2 separate regions of the Homo sapiens genome follow, and region 1 is linked to region 2. A link is an interaction called in ENCODE POLR2A ChIA-PET data of the cell type or tissue named here. Cell type or tissue: OCI-LY7. All regions are shown on one strand. Links, peaks and the distances in the headings refer to the core of each region. The heading gives the core; the rest is flanking DNA.

What was found. Peaks named below come from ENCODE experiments on the same cell type or tissue, not always from the same donor. Only the 100,000 strongest peaks of a DNase experiment are listed, where the experiment ranks them.
Region 1: POLR2A ChIA-PET joins it to region 2 with 6 read pairs; 1 of 35 experiments calls an interaction of 5 or more read pairs at or near these places.

The regions. Positions count from the first base shown.
Region 1 is chr10:88,317,332-88,328,531 of GRCh38, forward strand. The region is part of intron 5 of RNLS (renalase, FAD dependent amine oxidase); the gene reads right to left. All of the region lies in intron 1 of LOC101929727 (a long non-coding RNA gene), which reads left to right. Among named protein-coding and RNA genes, the nearest start is that of RNLS, 260 kb to the right of the region's middle. In OCI-LY7, for the core only: no CTCF peak of the experiment used is centred there; a DNase peak (open chromatin) is centred at 5,200; H3K27ac peaks cover 1,335 bases.
Region 2 is chr10:88,891,915-88,901,939 of GRCh38, forward strand. It overlaps STAMBPL1 (STAM binding protein like 1), which reads left to right. Exons shown (of 11, transcript NM_020799.4): 2 at 9,742-9,824. The coding sequence starts at 9,795. Among named protein-coding and RNA genes, the nearest start is that of STAMBPL1, 17 kb to the left of the region's middle. RefSeq lists enhancers at 6,925-7,014, 9,992-10,025. In OCI-LY7, for the core only: no CTCF peak of the experiment used is centred there; a DNase peak (open chromatin) is centred at 9,817; H3K4me3 peaks cover 1,309 bases; H3K27ac peaks cover 1,969 bases.

The DNA.
Region 1 (11,200 bases), core at 2,555-7,554, 580 kb before region 2:
ATGAATTACTCACATAAAAGCCTTCCTTCAAACATAAAGTGCTACACAAACAGAAGGCATTCCTAGGTAATATTCTTGTTTCCACCTCTCCACTGTTGAAAGAGCAGCTTTAGAAAGGGATAACAGAATTGACTTCTCTCAAAGCATTAAGACTGATCATTACATCAACACCCCAGCGACAATGGAAGACTATTCCTGGGTATAGGCAGAGCAGGATTTGATTTTTTTGTGTGTGTTTCGTAAAATATACATAAAATTTACTGTTTTAACCTATTTTACATATACAGTTCAGTAGCATTGAGTATGTTCACTTTGTTCTATAACAGTCACCATCAAGCTGCTGGTTTTCAAGATGCCTGTCTAGTGACATCAGATGCCAGCTCTTTTCAGAAAGATCAAAGTTATCTGTGAATGGACAAGTTCCAAATGCAAAACTTACAGAAGAGATCCAGGACCTGACAGAGTGCCCAGGGGAAAAAGCTGAGATGCAGAAAAAAAAAGCAGCAAGGGTCTGGCAGAGATTGACCCCTGAGGAACTCAGAACCCTGTGCTAAGGGGTAGTGGGTGTGCTTCTCTGCTCCCTTCACCCCTGCAACAATTCACTGACTGTCAAACTGTTGGGGAGCCCCTCTGCCCTCTGGATCACGGGCAATGCTGTCAGTGGTGACTTGGGGGAATTTTCCAGGGGCAAAGAACCAGGTGGCCAGCTCATGTTAAGCATGCCTACACTCCCCTCAGACCTGAACTGACATGGCTGAACTGAGCCATGCTGGTTGTGCACCTGTGGTGGGACACTGCCCTGCCCAGGGAATCTCTGCCCTTGAGTCACCACACCACGAGATTCCCCACAAACATACCCCACAACCCATTCTGTCTCTGGCAAACATGGGGCTGTTGGGTCCCTGTGGAGCTGTGGGAGCCCTGGAGATCTCACCCTTGGTGGGCTGCCCTGAAGGCAATGGGGAGCACAGCCCACTAAAGTCTCCCTTGGGACAAAGGAAATGAAGGAAGTGGCACCAATCGGTGAAGGGGGTAGCACTGATGGCTAGGAAGGGTTGTGGAGAGGGAGTCATCCACCCCTTGCCACCTTTAGCCACTGTTGAGGATGCAGTAGTGGTTCTTCTGGCTGGGGGCTGGTATATGTGCACCTGGAGAAAGCACTTATCACACTTTTTGTAGTGAATCCACACTCGCTGAAAGTGAGCCCATGCTGCTTGGGCTTGCACAAAGGGCAGGGCCCAACTCCCTGACCCTACACAAAACAGCAGCATCCTGGCAATGGAGGACACAGACAAGCCACAGAGTTGTCTGCTCTGGACTGGGGGAAGGGGCTCTGCCCCAAGACCATCTTGGTGGTAGCTGCCAAAATGGTATATCAGTAGCCCATAGCCACATTGCAGCTGGGAACCAAAGGAAAAAGTCTTTATGAACTGAAGGCTGGGAGCCCTGTGACATGGTGTGATAGGGGAAGCAGCTGGCATTCCTGCCTGGTCAGGATGAGGAGCTGGTGCACTTCCCCAACTGCTCCTTCCCCAAAGACCTCAGCATGCTCCAACAAAATCTCCTCCCCTCTATATCAGGGCAGGTGCTTCCGCTCATCATCAATCTACCTGTGGGTGGGCCAGCTCTTACTCTTAAGTGCCACCTACTGGACTAGAGCTTGAACTCCACCACCAAATAAAACACCTGCTGCCAGAAGGGCTGAGTGCTAGTGTATGTGATGAGACTTCCATACCCTCAGCCAAGCAGTAGATAGAGTGTTAGCTCATATGTCAAATATATTGCTACAACAAGCAGCATCCGAGAAAGCCACCACACAAAAGCTACCCACAATGAAGGACCCATACAGCACCTTGGTCCTCTGAAAGCACCTGGAAAGGAGGCCAAATGATCATACACAACATACAACATACCCTCAAGATAAAAAAGAATTACAAAATGTAAAAGTCCTATCAAAAGGACAGAAAATTAAAAAATAAACGTGACAGATCCCTCATATGAGAAGGAATCAGTGCAAGAACTCTAGTAGCAAAAAAAAACCTAGAGTGGATTGACACCTCCAAAGTATTTCATTTGCTCTGTAGCAATAGGTCCTAACAAAAATGAAAAGTCTGAAATGGCAGACAAATAATTCAAAATATGGATTTTAAGGAAACTCAATGAGATCCAAGAGAAAGTTGAAATCCAATACAAAGAAACCAGAAAAACAATTCAGGCTATAAAAGATGAGACAGCTATGTCAAAAAAAGAAAAAAAACCCAAACAATTAGAACTTCTGGAATGAAAAAATTCATGGAAAGAATTTCAAAATACAGTTGGAAGCTTTAACAATAACCTAGACAAGCAGAAGAAAGAATTTCAGAGCTTGAAATGTGGTCTTTCAAATTAATCCAGTCAGACAAAAATAAAAAAGAATTTAGAAAAATGAAGAAAGCCTTTGAAAAATATGGGATTATGTAAAGTGAACAAACATACAACTGGTTGGTATTCCTGAGAGAGAAGAAGAAAAAGAAAGCAACCTGGAAAACATATTGGAGACAGTAATTCAGGAAAATCTTACTAACCTTGCTAGAATCATCAACATCCAGATATAAGAAATTTAGAAAACTCTCGCAAGATACTACAGAAGATGATAGTCACCAAGGCCTATAATTATCAGACTATCCAAGGTCAACATGAAAAAAAAATTCTCAAAGGGAGGCACCTGAAAAAAAGGGATAAATTACCCATAAAGGAAATACCATTAGACTAACAGTGGACTTCTCTGTAGAAGCCTTACAAGCAAGAAGAGATTGGGGGTATATTTTTAACTCTCTAAAGGAAAAAAAAAAAAAGTCAGCCAAGAATTTTATACCCTGCCAAACTACACCTCATAAATGAAGGACAAATAAAGTTTTCCCAGATGAGCAAATGCTAAGGGAACTCTTCTTTACCAGACCAGTCCTACAAGAAAAGCTCAAAGAAGTTCTAAACATGAAAACAAAAGAACAATGCTTGCTACCATAAAAGTACACATAAGGCCAAAGTACACGGATCCTATAAAGCAATTACACAATTGAGAATACAAAGTAACTAGCTAACAACACTATGGCAGGAACAAAACCTCACATATCAATATTAACCTTGAACATAACAGCATAAAAGCCCCACCTGAGAAACACAGATTGGCAAACTAGATTAAAAAAAACAAGACCCAACCATCTACTGTTTTCAAGAGACCAATGTCACACATTATGACAGCCACAGTCTCAAAACAACAGAATGGAGAAAGATCTATCACACAAATGGAAAACAAAAAAGAGTAAGGGTTGCTATTCCTGTGTGAGATAGAAGAGACTTTAAAACAAACACATTAAAAAAAAAAGACAAAGAAGGGTATTATATAATGATAAAGGGTTCAATTCAATCAGAAAATTCTACTATTTTAAATGTATGTTTACTCAACATCGGAGCACCAAGATTTAGAAAACAAATACTACTAGACCTAAAGAGAAGAGATAGACAGCCTTACAATAATAGTAGGGGGTTTCAACACCATGCTGACGGCACTAGATAGAACACTGAGGCAGAAAACAACAAAGAAAATCTGGACTTAAATTGGACTCTTGACCAAATGGACCCAGTAAACACCACAGAACACTGCATCCAACAACCACAGAATGTATGTTTTTCTCATCTGTGCACAGAACAGTCTCTAAAATTGACTATATGATTGGCCATATAGCAAATCTTAATACATTTAAAAACATCAAAATCATATCAAGCATCTTCTCAGACCACAGTGGAATAAAATCAGGAATCATACCAAGAGGAACTATCAAAAACCACATAAGAACATGGAAACCAAACAAACAACTTGCTGCTGAATGACTTTTGGGTAAACAAAAGAATTAAAGCACAAATCAAAATATGTTTTGAAACAAGTGAAAATAGAAACAAAATATCCAAATCCCTGGGATACAGCAAAAGCAGGGCTAAGAGGAAAGTTTATTCTGCTAAATGTTTACATCAAAAAGATAGAAAGATCTCAGATTAACAACCCAATGTCACATCTAAAAGAACTAGAAAAATGAGAACAAACCAAACCCAAAGATAGAAGAACAAAAGAATTAACAAAGATCAGAGCAGAATGACATAAAATTGTGACCAACAAAATATACTAAAGATCAACGAAATGAAAAGTTGGTTCTCTGAAAGGATGAACAACATTGATAGACCAGTAGCTACATTAACCAAGAAAAAGAATATTCAAATAAGCATAATCAAAAAATGACAAGGGTGACATTACAACTGATACTGCATAAATACAAAAGATTCTCAGAAGCTATTATGAATATCTCTATGCACACCACCTAGAAAACCTAGAGGAGATGGATAAATTCCTGGAAACACACAACTTCACAAGATTGAATCAAGATGAAATTAAAATGCTGAACAGACCAATAATGAGCTAGAAAATTGAATTAGTAACAAAAAATCTACAAACCAAAAAAGAAAAACAAAAATTCAGGACTAGACAGACTCATGGCCAAATTCTACCAGACTTACAAAGAAGCTGGTACCAATCTCAATGAAACGATTCCAAAACACTGAGGCGGAGGCATTCTTCCCCAACTCATTCTATGAAACCAGTATCATCCAAAATCTGGCAAGGACACAATCAAGGAAGAAAACTATAGGCCAATATCCCTGATGTACACAGACACAAACATTCTTAATGAAATGCTAGCAAATTGAATCTAGCTGCACATCAAAAAGATATTTCATCGTGATCAAGTGGGTTTTATTTCTGGTATGCCAGGATGGTTCAGCATACACAAATCAAGGTGATTCACCACATAAACAAAAACCATATTATTATCTCAATAAATGCAAAAAATGCATTCAATAAAATCCAACATCCTTTCACAATAAAAACCCTCCAACGAACTAGGCATCAAAGGAACTTAACTAAAAATAATAAGAGCCATACATGGCAAACCCACAGCCAACATCATACTGAATGGTGAAAAATTGAAAGCATTTCCCCGATATGGTTTGGGCTCTGTGTCCCCAACCAAATCTAATCTCAAATTGTAATCCCCATGTGTCGGGGGTTGGGGGTGATTAGGTCATGGGGGCAGTTTTCCCCATGCTGTTCTCATGACAGTGAGTTCTCACAAGATCTGATGGTATTTAAAGTGTTTGACGGTTCCTCCTTCACAGGTGCTCTCTCATGTGCTGCCATGTAAGAAGTGCCTGCTTCCCCTTCTGCCATGATTATAAGTTTCCTGGGGCCTTCCCAGCCATGCAGAACTGTTAGTCAATTAAACTTCTTTACTTTATAAATTATCTCTGGCAGTTCTTTATAGCAGTGTAAAAATGGACTAATACACTCCCTAGGAATGGGAGCAAGACAAGGATGTCTACTCTCATTTCTCCTATTCAACATATTACTGGAAGTCCTAGTCAGAGCAATTAGGTGTGAAGAAGATATAAAAGTAATACAAATAGGAAAAGAAGAAGTAGAATTATCTCTGCTAGCTGATGACATGATCCTATACCTAGAAAGCCTAATGACTGCTCCAAAGGACTCCTAGACCTGATAAATGACTTCAGTACAGTTTCAGGATACAAAAATAATGCACAAAAAAATCAGTTGCATTCCTATACACCAGCAACACTCAAGCTGAGAACCAAATCAAACACTCAATCCCACTTACATTTGCCACAAAAAATACTATATCTAAAAATGCATTTAACTAATAAGGTAAAAGATCTATACAAGGAGAACAACAGAATACTGATGAAAGAACACATAGATGACACAAACAAATTGGAAAACATCCCATGCTCATACAGAGGAAGAATCAAGATTGTTAAAATGATTATACTGCCCAAAGCAATCTACAGATTCAGTGAAGTTCCTACCAAATTACCTACATCATTTTTCACAGAATTAGAAAAAAACAATTCTAATTAGCCAAAGCAATCCTAAGCAAAGAGAACAAGGCTGGAGGCATCACATTACCCAAACTCAAAGTATACTACAAGGCTACAGTATCCAAAACAGCATGGTATTGGTACAAAAACAGACAAAGATCAATGGAACAGAATACGGAACACAGAAATAAATCCATATACCTACAACTAACTGATATTGACAAAGTCAATAAAAACAAACAATGAAGAAAGTACACCCTATTCAGTAAATTATGTGGGGGAAAACTGGCTAGGGATACGCAGTAGAATGAAACTGGAACACCACCTTTCACCACAGACAAAAATTAAGTCAAGATAGATTAAATACTTAAATGTAAGACCTGCAACTATAAAAATACTAGAAGAAAACCTAGGAAAAACTACTTTGGACGTTGGCATATTCAAAGAATATATGACTAAGACCTCAAGAGCAAATGTAACAAAAACAAAAACAGACAAATGGGATTTAATTAAACTAATTAACAGAGTAAATAGACAATTTACAGAATGGGAGACAATATCCACAAACTGTGCATCTGACAAAGGTCTAATATCCAGAATCTATAAGGAGCTTATACAAATCAACAAGAAAAACAAAACAAAACAACCCCATTAAAAAGTGGGGCAAGGTCATGAACAGATACTTCTCAAAAGAAGACATACAAGCAACCAACAAACATATGGATAAATGTTCAACATCACTAATCATCAGAGAAATGCAAATCAAAATCGCAATGAGTTACCATCTCACACCAGTCAGCATGGCTATTATTAAAAAGTCAAAAAACAATAGATGCTGGCAAGGCTGCAGAGAAAAGGAACGCTTATACACTGTTGGTGGGAACGTAAATTAGTTTAACCCCTACGGAAAACGGTATGGAGATTTCACAAGGAACTAAAAATAGAACTACCATTCTACTCAGCAATCCCACTACTGGGTATCTACCCAAAGGAAAAAAAAATCATTTTATCAAGAAGACACCTGCACACGTACGTTCACTGCAGCACTATTCATAATAGCAAAGTCAGGGAATCAAGCTAAGTGTCCATCAATTGTGAACTGGATAAAGAAAATGTGGTATACATACACCACAGAATACTATGCAGCCATAAAAAACGAAATTGTGTCCTTTGCAAAAAAAAAAAAAAAACTAAAACAGAAGATCAAATACCCCATATTTTCACTTATAAGTAAGAGCTAATCAATGGGTACACATGATATAAAGATGGAAAGAATGGGATATGCATTCTAGACACTGGGCACTCCAGAAAGGGTAAGGATGGGAGTGGGGAGAGAGTTGAAAAATTCCCTATTGGGTACTATGTTCAATATTTGGGTAATGGGTTTACTAGAAGCCCAAACGCCAGCATTACACAATATACGCATGTAACAAATCTGCACAGGTGCCACCTGAATTTATTTTTTAAAAGCCAACAATGACCACTATCCATCTCCTAAACTTTTTCATCTTCCTAAACTGAAACTCCATATCCCTTAAACAATAAGTAACTATTCTCCCTTCCCCAGCCCTGGCAACTACCATTCTATTTCTGTCTGTATTAATTTGACTACTCTAGGCACCTCGTATAAATGGAGTCATACAGTATTTGTCCTTTTGTAACTGGTTTATTTCACTTAGCATGATGTCCTCAAAGTTCATATATTTTGTAGTAGGTCAGGGTTTCCTTCCTTCTTAAGGCCAAATGATATTCCACCATATGTATATGTCACAATTTGCTTATCCATTCACCCTTCAATGGACGCTTGAGTTGCTTCTACCTTTTAGCTATTGTAAATGATGCTGCTATGAACATTGCTGTACAAATTCAGTTCAAGTCCCTGCTTTCACTTCTTTTGGGTAGATACTCAGAAGTGGAATTGCTGGATCATATGGGAAATCTATCTTTAATTTTTTGATAACCACATCATTTTCCATAGGCTGTACCATTTGCATTCCCACCAGAAATGCACAAGGGTTCCAATTTCTCCACATCCTCACCAATACTTATTTGCTGTTTGTTCTGTTTTTGTTTTTAATAATAGCCATCCTAATGAGTGTGAAATAGCCACAGCAGTTTTTAGTCTACAATTTTGAGTGAAGGTCAGGACACCGAATGTTGATAAAAACAGCAGCAACCCCAGCAGTAGCAGCAGCATTATAATCATCAGCTGCTAATAGAGCACTAAGATTTAGAAGGCTCAAGCATTAAATACTTACAATCAAAAGCTACAGAAGTTGCCGACTCTCCAAACAGAAATTAACATTTGTTTTGAAGTAAGCACTGTAGCTGCCTCAGATTCATGGTCATGACAGTTGTAACCATTAATAGGTTAAATGTACTTATTTAAAGAAAAAGATTGTCATAATGGGTCACATCCAACTACATGCTGCTTATCATAACACGCATTTTTAAAAATAAATTCTATCTCAATTGTGTTGGTCTCTCTATGATTGACATGGTTTGGCTGTGTCCTCACCCAAATCTCATCTTGAATTGTAATCCCTATAATCCTCATGTGTCTAGGGAGAGAACTGGTGTGAGGTGATTGGATCATAGGGTTGGTTTCCCTTCATGCTGTTCTTGTAATAGTGAGTGACTTCTCATGAGATCTGATGGTTTTGTAAGAGGTTCTCCCCACTTCGCTCCTCACTCTTTTCTCTGTCCTGCCGCCATGTGAGAAGGCCCAAGCTTGCTTCCTCTTTGCCTTCCGCCATGATTGTAAATTCCTTGAGGCCTCCCCAGCCATGCAAAACTGTAAGTCAATTAAACCTCTTTTCTTTATAAGTTACCCAGTCTTGGGTATGTCTTCATAGCTGTGTGAAAACAGACTAATACAGTAAATTGGTACCTCAGAGAGTGGGGTATTGATACAAAAATACCTGAAAATGTGGAAGAGAATTTGCAGTTGGGTAACAGGCAGAGGTTGGAACAGTTTAGAGGGCTCAGAAGAAGACAGGAAGATGTGGGGAAGTTTGGAACTTCCTAGAGACTTGTTGAATGGTTTTGACCAAAATTCTGATAGTGATACAGACAATAAAGTCCAGGATGAGGTGATCTCAGATGGAGATGAGGAACTTATTGGGAACTAGAGCGAAGGTCACTCTTGCCATGCTTTAGCAAAGAGACTAGTGGCATTTTGTCCCTGCCCTAGAGATGTGTGGAACTTTGAACTTGAGAGAGATGACTTAAGGCATCTGGTGGAAGAAATTTGTAAGCAGCAAAGTGTTCAAGATGTGGTCTGTGTGCTCTTAAAAGCATTCAGTTTTATGCATTCACAAATAGATGATTTGAAATTGGAACTTATGTTTAAAAGGGATACAGAGCATAAAAGTGGAAAATTTGCAGCCTGATGATGCGATAGAAAACAACCCATTTTCTGGGGAGAAACTCAAGCTAGCTGGAGCTGTGAGAAGAGGGCCACCATCTTCTAGATCCCAGAATGGTAGATCCAATGGCAGCTTGCACCATGCAGCTGGAAAAGCTGCAGACACTCAATGCCAGCCTGTGAAAGCAGCTGGGAGGAGGGCTGTATCTTGCAAAACCACAAGGGTAGAGCTGCCCAAGACTGTGTGAGTCCACCTCTTGCATCAGTGTGACCTGGATGTGAGACATGGAGTCAAAGGAGATCATTTCAGAGCTTTAAGATTGAATAGCTGCCCTGCTGGGTTTTAGACTTGCATGGGGACTGTAACCCCTTTATTTTGGCCAATTTCTCCCATTTGGAATGGGAGCATTTATCCAATGCCTATACCCCCATTGTATCTAGGAAGTAACTAACCTGCTTTTAATTTTACAGGCTCGTAGGTGGAAGGGACTTGCCTTTTCTCAGATGAAACTTTGGACTTGGACATTTGGGTTTATGCTGGAATGAGTTAGTTAGGACTTTGGCAGACTGTTGGAAAGGCATGATTGTGTTTTGAAATGTGAGGACATGAGATTTGGGAGGGGCCAGGGATGGAATGATATAATTTGGCTGTGTCTCCACCCAAATCTCATCTTGAATTGTAATCCCTATAATACCCATGTGTCTAGGAGAGACTGATGTGAGGTGATTGGATCATGGGGGTGGTTTCCCCTACACTGTTTTTGTGAAAGTGAGTGAGTTCTCATGAGATCTGATGGTTTTATAAGGGGCTCTTCCCCCTTCACTCCTCACTCTTCTCTCTCCTGCTGCCACATGAGAAAGGTCTAAGGTTGCTTCCCCTTTGCCTTCTGCCATGATTATAAGTTTCCTGAGGCCTCCCCAGCCATGCAGAACTGTGAGTCAATTAAACCTCTGTTCTTTATAAATTATCTAGTCTCAGGGAAGTTCATTATAGCAGAGTGAAAATAGACTAAGGCAATGCTACTTTAAGATTTGTTGATTGGCCTCATATATAGTCAGTTCTTATAAGTGTTTTATGTGTACTTGAATAGAATTTTCTAGGTATTGAATTGACATTTTGTATGTATGTATGTATGTACGTATGTATGTATTTTTGTATTTTAGTAGAGACGGAGTTTCACCATGTTGCCCAGGCTGGTCTCAAACTCCTGAGCTCAGGCAATCTGCCCGCCTCGGCCTCCCAAAGTGCTAGGATTATAGGCGTGAGCCACTGCGCCCAGCCAATTTATTTATTTATTTTTAATTTGAGATAGAGTCTTGCTCTGTCACCCAGGCTAGAGTGCAGTGGCACAATCTTGGCTCACTGCAACCTCTGCCTCCCAGGTTCAAGTGATTCTTGTGCCTCGCATCCTGAGTGGCTGAGACTACAGGCGTGCACCACCATACCCAGCTAATTTTTGTATTTTTAGTAGAGACAGGGTTTCGCCATGTTGGCCAGGCTGGTCTCAAATTCCTGGCCTCATGTGATCTGCCCAGTTCAGCCTCCCAAAGTGCTGGGATTATAGGCAGAAGCCACCGTGCCTGGCCTGAATTAACATTTTACAAAAGTTAATTAGAACAATCTCATTGATTGTATAGTTCTCATGAATTGCATTATGATTTTTTTTGTCCACTTCAGTTATTGAAAGAAGTATCTCTCCTGATGATGGTAAATTTGCCAATTTCTGCTTTCAGTCTTGACAATTTTTGCTTTATATCTAAGTTAGGTTAATAGTTTCCTGATGTTTGAATATTTTAACAATACATTGTGAACCTCTTTACAACTAGATGTGCTTTTTAAGGGGTATTTTTTCTTTGTATTTGTCCCACTTATTCAGCATGCATGTTTGCACGTTTCTTTTTTAAATTCAA
Region 2 (10,025 bases), core at 5,026-10,025:
TTAGCCTTGGATTGTATTGAATGAAAAATAACAGTTGGGTATCCTGGTGGAAATGGATGGAGGACATTTGAAGGTACAATGCTAAAGCTCAAATTAAGCTGAAGCCATGAAAAAAAAAGGTGTCTTATAGAATAAAGATATATCAAGAAAAAAAGATGAAATATTAATATTTGAGATGCAGGGTGAGGGAGGAGAAAGGAAACACCTCCACTTCAGAGAGGCCAAGGCAGGAGTTGATTTTAAATAGGGAAAGTTCAGCTGATCAGGGCCAGGTGCTTAGTGGGGGTTTGTAACTGTTTAATGCAGTGAGTCTCAAGTTTTAATGTGCATAAAAACATCCTGGGCTGGAGATCCCTGGGGCACCCTTCCCAGAAATTTTGACTCAGTGGGGCCTAGAAATCTGTGGGGTTTGTGTATGTGTCTGTGTGTGTGCGTGTGCGTGTGTGTGTGTGTGTGTGTGTGTGGCCAGCACACCCCTCCTCCACCAAGTCATTGTAATGCAGGCAAGTTATCCAGGAACCACTCCCAGAGGGAACATGGCATCCAAATCAGGGGGATGTCAGCTCTAGGGTAGGAAGGTAGGAAGGGGATGAATGGTGAGCAAATTTGGACAGCAGATGACCACTTGCTAACAACTTTGCCAGAATAAGGAGCTCTTCAAGAAAACTCTTTAAAATGGATTGCCAGGGAAAGTTAAGAAGGAAACTTTTTTCTGTTTCTGCCTACTGCATTGAAGAGATTGTCCAGTGCAAAACCAAATGTATGAATACAGCCTCTGCTGTGACATGTTAAACAGTTAAGATTCTTGTGGTTGGAGAACACTGGAGAAGCAGTGGATGACAAGTACTTCAGGATGGCCCTCTTTTGCTTTTGAATAATAGTGCTGGACTCAGTCCATTTTGTAGAACTACTGTCCTTAAGAAAGTTATGAAAATTAAATAAAATTGATTAATAATGCCCAAGGACTAACTACATTTCTGAGCTTTCAGGCAACTGGCAGGCAGGAAAATGATGCTATTTCAAACATTTATTTGTGACTCATTATACTTCATTGAACTAAGTATCTTTTGGATAGTATTTTCTTAAAAGCAAAATTCCAATAAAAAAGGAAGTATATTAAAAGGTACATTAAAGTTTAGTGCCTTATGGGTAGCTTATCTTTAGAAATGCATTATTTCCAGGAATGTTTAGTATTTTAACAGGAGGAGAGCAAATTAGCAAGTTCATATGAATTTGTGGTGAAAAAATATCTGTGTACAAATATGAATCTCTCTCCAGCACCTCAAATTCATTTGCCAAGTGTTTTATAATGCATATTAATTGAATCATCACATTTAGAAAAGAATCTAAAATTAGCACATTGATGAGCATATGAAATGCCTTTGATATAGCACAAAAATGTAGAATTTATATTAAAAACCAGCAAATATTTTGAATTGAACTGTGTCTAGATAGAATAATTATGGATTTGAATTTCTTAACTACATATACCATGTAGTCAGTCCACAAACACTGAATCATTCTGCCGATGAAAAAAGTGAAGGGAGCTGGGCACGGTGGCTCACACCTGTAATCCCAGTACTTTGGGAGGCCGAGGCGGGCGGATCACCTGAGGTCAGGAGTTCGAGACCAGCCTGGCCAACATAGTGAAACCCCGTCTCTACTAAAAATACAAAATTAGCCAGGCATGGTAGTGCATGCCTGTAATCCCAGCTACTTAGGAAGCTGAAAGAGGAGAATCGCTTGAACCTAGGAAGCGGAGGTTGCAGTGAGCTGAGATTGCACCATTGCACTCCAGCCTGGGCAACAAGAGTGAAATTTCCTCTCCAACAAAAAAATGTGAAGGGAATGAATGTCCTTTTATTTCTTTGGCAGGGAGGAGATAATGAATCAGATAGTTGTAATGCTGAACTGAAATCTTCATTTCCACAGTAAATTTTTTCATTCTTGTCCAAGGCCCAAGGATGTGACCTTCTCTTGGATTTTCCTGATTATTATGAGAGGCAAGTCGTTAGTGTTGCAGTGTGACTGTGAGTATAAGCCCTGAACTCCTGTGCACTTAGAGTCCCTGCTCTGTCATTTGCTTGAATTACTTATCTCTTCTAGGCTTTAGTTTTCTTATCTGTAAAATGGAAATCATGGTCGTAATCATTTGAGTGTTTCCTGGCACCAAGCATTGTGCTATATGTTTTACAAGCATTATCTCACTTTACCTTCTCAGTACCCCTATTCATTATCAACCTCCTTTGCAGTTTGGGAAGCTGCAGTTCTGCTGTTAGTGGTTCCTGGAGCCAGAATTTGAATTCAGATGTTCTAACCCTGGAGACTGCATGTCTAATCCCAAGGCTCAACTACCTCCTATTGGAGAAGGCTAACTGAGATCATGTGTGTTCATGCATCCAGTTAGCCAGGGAACGAAAGCATTCTGCTAATGGTACCTATTGTTTTATACAGGTTTTTTTTTTGGCTATCTTTTTCTATTGAAGGCGACATAGTACCTTGCCTGCCCAGAATTCAGCTCACTCTTACCTAGAAGGCAGTCTAGAAAAAACAAGATAAAAGGCATTTTGAGCAGCAAAATTAGAAATCATGTAGCACATTCACTGTAATCAGCAGGTGGTTCACTCACAGAAGATCTCTCCTGATGCACACCTAGTCTATACTTTCATTCTGTAAATAATCTCAAATAATTTTTATCAATGAGAGAAAATAGATTAAAGGAGGAAAAAGACCGAATTCAAGAAGTTTAGTAAATAAGTTGCCTTTTAAGTGATTTTTTTCTAAATGAATGACAGATTAAACGGAGCAAATTAGAAATGGAGGGAAGCATTGTTAATGTTGAATTATGAAGAAAGGGTTAATGTTTCTATTTTAAGTTAAGGAGTAAATAATATATCTTAGAACTGTTTCCTTCAAAAATATTTAAATCTCATAATATTTTATGATTATTATTTACTATTTTACTATTCAGAATCACCTCTTTTGTCACGGGATTCATATAGCTAAAGATTTTCTTATATTTCCAGAGGAATCCTATGCTAATTAGGGAGCATATTACAGAATCCTAAGAGTGCCTTTTGTAATGGCATTTTAAATCTTATATAATAACAATTTAGAAGAGAACGGTTTTAGGGTAAGATCAGCAGCTCAGCCATGTGAGCAAGGAGCCAGGCTCATTCCACCCTTGGGTTCTGCCATCCTCCAGACACTGGCTGTCCTTGGACTTGACCCTTCTAGGTTGCAAAATGGCTGCTGCCTTTTAAAACTTATGTGAAGTCACATGTTCAGCTGATGAAAAGGCATATATTCCCTAGGATGTCTCTTTGTATTAGAGATGAAAATTTCTCACAGAATCCTCCCAACAGATTTCCCCTCAGGTCTCATTGTCCAATATTTGGTTACTTGCCAACCAGCCAAGTCCTGACTACAAGGGAGACTGAGAAAGTGACTATCTCTAGTGGGACTGGGCCCTGCTGGTGAGGAAGAAGTAGTGGTGGCTAGGGGATAGATAACTGTCTGTCAAAAGCTCATTGCAAAGAAGCAAGTAGTTACACATCAACCGACCATCTGATATCTGTAATAGAAGTCAACTTTTAGCAGAGGTCATTAACCTCACCTCTCCAACATTTGCTGTGAGAAAGAACTGATTTTCTTTGAGTTTCTTCCTGCAAGCTGGGAACTATAATGGAACTTTATTACCTCATTTAAGCTTTAGTTGAATTCTTCTGGAAAGCTATTGTTGTGCCTATTTAATAGATGAAGATAAGGTGCACAAAAAGGTTAAATAAGCTGCTGTAGCACTCCCAACTAGTGATAGAAACTGGCCCCTCCTAAAGTAGTATATGGCCCCCAAACCTGAGCTCTTCGTGCTAAGGGCACCGAACCACTTCATCTTGGTGGCTGGATAAAAAGTTTGTATTACACTATGCAAAATAATTATTTTATGGCCCAGTATGTGACTTTCTTGCACTCACAGTAGCCTAGATCTACCTCAAGGTAATTTAACACATGCATCAGGAGTGGTTTGTTTAATCATCTTTCCTGTAACAACTACATTCTTGCTCATTGATCTAATATAAACCATTCTGTTGTGACTGGTATATTTAATGTGGAATATACCTCTAGAAGTAACAGACAAGCACCTGGCACCTAGTAAATGATAATATATAGTACTTACAAATATAGGGAAAAAATCCAATAAAAGCTATTTCTAATATTATGATCATTTCGTTTTTATCTTATCAATATTTTAGTAAAGATAATTTATCATCTATGTCACAGCATATTTCTGATTGCAGATATTATAGAAGATAAGTGTAAAAACAAATCAATGTAATCTTTGCTTTTGATGTCTGAATTTTTAAAATCCTTCAAAAGGGACATGAAGGGTGGGCCTAGATTTATTTATTTTTCCTGAAGTAGGGCCCAATCTGTAAGACTGTGACTCAGGAGATCCTTCTTTGTGTCTCTGTCATTTAAGACATGGGAATGACCCTTTACCTCTCTTTATCTAAATCAGATTAGGTCATTGCAGCCTACAGGCTGAGTTACAATAATTTTCTTTGTCTACCTCCAACTGAGTAAATTGCACCATGTTCTTCCTGGAAAACATGACCACTAACCCAGTGGCTGTTGGTTTGGCCAATTAGAAATGAGACTGCTGGAGGTGGTATAAGGTGCTCTGTCCTCTCTTAACTGCCAATGGGCCACACCTACTTATCCAGGTCACTAGGGCACTCAAGTCAAAAGAAGTGCCTGGGAGAAAATGGCACATTTGGGTGATGGTCTCGCTGGCTGTTTACTGTATGCTGAGTCTCTTAGGAGACCGTTCACTGCCTGGTAATCATCTGCTTTCTGAATTCTGGAAAATATTTCTCTGTGGATGAAAATGGGTCAGGATTCTGAACTTTGCCACACACACACAAACACACACATACATGCACGCACGCACACACACACACTATTTTAAGAAAAAGAAAGAAAGAAAAGAAAAGGAAATTAAGGCTGAAAAAATCACAAAATAAGCACCATGCTAGGTCAGATATTTTCCTCTGTTCATTCTTGCATTGTTTGCTGCTGATTTTAAAGGGCAGAATTGTTGAGACTCTTCCATGTTTCCATGGGGGACTTCAGACTTGGAAACATTGCAGGGACACAAAAGCCAAGAGGATTTTGCTATGGTTATGTAGAGAATAAACTGTTACAAGCTCAGAGCTGTGAAATACCAATTTGGAGAGGATACTTACCCCCTCCCAGGCCACTTATGGATGAGACAGCATTTTGGCCACATCCCCTCTGGGCACAGTCGACTGCTCAGTTGGTTCTGGGAGCTACTTGTTAGCTGAATCTCTGGGACAGGGGTTGGCCTCCATGTGCTCATTGTGAATATGTATGGTTCTGACACCATGATTCCCCACATTCTTGTGAGTCGGATTAACAGAAAGCAGACACTCCCCTACTCCTCTATAAAAGGTCAGATTAAAGAAAAAAAATGATGATGTCTTTGGAGGTTATGGTCAGGAAAAGGGGCTAGCAATAAAAGCAAGAAGGCAAGAGCTCTGAAGCAAGAACTCTGAAGAGATATCTTAGAGGTTAAACAGATCACAAGGCTGTAGTTCAGATGATCAGATGTTATCAAGCCACAAGAATGTGAGGTAGAGGTCAGGGAGTAGGCTGAGATTAAAGCGGGCGTTTCTGATGAATGTTTTCCATTAGTTTTAAGCCACTCTAAAAGCAGCGAAGTGTGGCTGTGACAAGCGCCCTGCCGAATGAGTAAAGTAAACCTTGGAGGGGGCTCAGTAAAGGATATTTAGCAAGCAAATGATAGAGCCTAGACTCAACACCCAGGCTTATCTCACTCCAAAGGCTGTTTGCACCGTGTGCTTTGTAGCACTTTGGACCTCCACTTTGGAGGGGGAATTTATTTTATTCTTGCATGATACTGAATACTTCCCATTAGTTAGCATCTGTGGATCTCAAGTACTATGAGGTGAAGTACCTCTTACTGTACCCTCAGTTCAAATTTTCTAATTGTTTTAGTAAGACCACAGTAGCACAAATGGCAAGTGGTACTTGCTGTTAATTTTTCCTGTTTTAGATTCTCCTGGCCCACTTTATTTCTGATTAGATTGAGGTAGCATAGTGAGTTTTTGTTTTGTTTATTCATTTGCATTGTTGATCTAGAGCCGTGGTTTTCAGACTTTATTGGTCTTGGAACCCCTTTACACTCTTAATTACTAAGGACACTAAAAAGCTTTGTTTATGTGAGTTATATCTATTTATATTTACTGTATTAAAAATCAAAACAGACATTTATAAGAGTATGCAAGTAAGCATTCCATTAACTCTTGTACCCTCTGGAAATCTCCACTATACAACTGTGAAAGATTGATATTTAAAAAGTCAAATAATGCTTTAGTAATATTATGAAAGTAATATTGACCTCACAGACTCCCTGACAGGATCGTGGGGAACCTGGACCACATTTTGAGAGCCACTGAACTAGAAAACATACCTGTTTATGTTGATCTTGCAATTGTTTATAATGCAACTGTAAGTGCCAGGACTAGGGGGCAAAAAGATAAAGGAATTAAGACAGGACCATCAGCTAATACATGGTTCAAAAAATAAGTTGACTGACCAGTCTGTGAACTTCTTTCATCTTAGATTTGAGGGGAGTTGGCTTCTATTTCTGAATTATTAATATATTCATATGTGGGAGTGAATAGTTTTTATCTATAGTAATTTAATAAACTCTGATGTTTAAGATATGTTTAAACATTTCATACATATAGAAGCTCATTACAGAGATGTTTGTTTCATTGTTTCTGCTCACACTTAGCATTGTTTTCTGGTCACCCAGCCCTGAATCCACCTTTCCTCTCTTGGCATATCCCACTGCCTCCTACAGGAGGATAAAGTGCTAGATATTTACATTTTCGGCCATCTTTTCAGCCAGGCTGCAGGCATGGGACCCAGACTTTGCCAGTCAGACATCTGCATCTCATGCTTTGAAATAGAAACTAGAGACATGCAGAAGTACATGGCGGCTGCACATCGTTCCCAGGGCAGCAGCTAGTTGCTGGAGTTGCTGGTGTTGGTAGTAGAAGCTGTAGAATCCCCTGTTCATCAAGTGATAGAGATAGCAGAGGTGTTTTCACCAGACCAATGCTGCTGTGTAGTCTGGGGCAGTGTTCTTGGATATGTAGCTTCCAAACCTGATTTCTCTGGCCTTCCTAGAAGTTTGTGTTTTTTTTCATTATCCTTCTGTGAATTCAAGAGTCAGACCTTTGCCTGCAATTAAGAATCCTGCTTAATTCATTCTGAAATGCAGTGTCTCTCAAAGTATTGTTTGGAAACCTCATGTATTGGAATGACTGGGCCATATCTGACAATACCTACTTGTGGGCTTAAAACCGATGGATTCAGAATCCTTAGGGTGGGTCTTAGGAGACTGCATTTTAAACAGATCTCAGGTTTATGTGATTTTAGATGCAGTAAAATGTAAAAACCGCTATCCTAATATTTTCAACCTTTTAAATTCTATGCTCTCTCTTTATGGATCTGAGCAATCATCAAAAGAAATAATTCTACTTTTTAAATATTTTATTTTTGAGCTGGAGTCTCGCTCTGTCACCCAGGCTAGAGTGTAGTGGTGCCATCTCAACTCACTGCATCCTCCGCCCCATGGATTCAAGCAATTCTCCTGCCTCAGCCTCCCTAGTAGCTGGGATTACAGGCGTGCACTACCACGCCTGGCTAATTTTTGTATTTTCAGTAGAGACGGAGTTTCACCACGTTGCCCAGACTGGTCTTGAACTCCTGACCTCAGGTGATCCGCCTGCCTCGGCCTCCCAAAGTGCTGGGATTACAGGCGTGAATCACTGTGTCTGGCCAATTCTACTCTTTTATAAGGCCCTAATAAATGACTTACTAGTGTTTTCTTGTTCCCCTCCCTCCCCGGCTTCACATTCCCCATAAGCCTTTGCTCTGTCTTTTTAACGCTTTTAACGTCTTTTTTTCCTGGTTTATTTCTTCTCACTGAGAAGTATTAATTCCTCAGTTGGGATTGCCTACATTCAGTGGTGCCAAAATTGTTAACTCAGCTTCTAAACTACACTGTGATGAACCATGTTTTTTCTTTCTTGGGCATTTTTTAGCCTGCAGGCTTAGAGCTCAATGTTTACCCCAGGGATTACTGGAGACAATGGAGGGGAAAGACTGGAATACAAGAGTAATTTTTCTTGAAGGGTTCCTCCACCATGGATTTAGGCCAGAAAATAGCACTGGAGCTGTTGATTGATCTACTTCTGAGATTTCTAGAATCACTGAATATTATAACTGAAAGGAATCCATCTTAACCCCTTGTTTCCTAAGTGAGGAACTGAGGAGAAGATCCATGTTCAAAGTCATCTAAGTGATGAATGGGGTATAAAGGACAAAATAAATTTAGAAGTGGAAAGTGGTGATACAGAGCTTGACCTAAACTAGCATAAAAAGGATGGGAATTACTAATATTTATTGAATTAATATTTAAACTTGGGTACATTCACTTGACTTCTCTGAGCCTCAGTTGTCTCAACTATAAAATAAAGATTCTAATAATAGCTAACATTGATAAAATATTGACTATATGCTAGGAGCTATTGATACTCTAAAGACTTTATGTGCTAACTCATTTGATCCTAGAACAACCACATGATGTAGGAACCACTGTTTCTCCCATTTTGTAGATGCACAGAAAGGCTATATAACTTCCCTGCAGTCACACAGCTAAACATATTTGTTTTCTATTGCTGCTTTACAAATTTTTATGAAATTAAAGGCTTAAATATACATGTATTATCTTGCTGCTTTTTGGTTCAGGAGTCTAGGCACAGCTTATCTAGATCCTCTACTCATGGTCTCACAAGGCAGCAATTGACTTGTTGACATGGGCTAGAGTCTCATCAGAGGCTTGCAGTCATCTTCCAAGCTTGTATGATCATTGGCAGAATTAATTTCCTTGCAGCTTTGGAACTTGTGGTGGCTGAGTCTTTAAGGCCAGCAGGAGAGAATCTACTTCTTTTAAAGGTCTTACCTGATTAGATCCAGACCACTCAGGATAATTTTTCTTTTAATTAGCTTAACATTATTAGGGGGATTCTTATATCTACAATATCTCTTCATCTTTGTCATGTGATTCAACATATTCATGGGAATAATATTCCATGACCTTTGCTGTCTTCTATTGGTTAGAAGCCAACTACAGGTCTTAAACACACTCAAGTGGAGAGGATTACACAAACCTACAGATATCAAGGGGCAGGAATCACAGAGCTATCTTAGAATTCTGCCTGTTATAGTTCTAAGGTTGAGTTTAAATCCAGACTGGCTCTAAGTTTAACAGTCCATGCTTCTAATCAGTATTATCTTCTTTATTCCTTTGAAGAAAGCAAACCTACTTTATAACCTTGCATAGAGTTCTAAGTAAGGTATCCCGCAGCAGATTCATACTGGGTGTCAGTCAAATGTGAATTATTTTCACACCTTCACTTTTAAAGATCAGCTTCAGGAAACTATAACCACTTGCAGTTTTGTATTTTCAGGAAGAGATTTCCAACAGTCTCTCTAAACACTCAGGTTATATAGGTTATTTCAATTTGTTCCTGTTTGTCTGAGGCAGAGATAACCCTGGGGTTTGGGATTTCAAACTTGGGTCTCAAAAAATAACTTTAGTTCTGCTTCTTGTTTTTGAAACAGATGAAGTGATTGAGAAGAAACAGTGAACATCCTCATTTCACAGATAAGACAACATGGATCAGCCTTTTACTGTGAATTCTCTGGTAGGTCACACCAGCTGATATCTAACATTTGGTTGGAAAGCCCAAAAAGAAGAACAGAAACATACAAATGTGAAATGAGTCACAATTACTTTAAGAAGTTTAGCACTTGTAGTTTTTCATCCATCTGTGTGGTTGTCTTCTTTGAGGAAGTGACTAATAAAGCTATCTTTGTAAGACTTAAAAATAAATTTTATTTTCCAC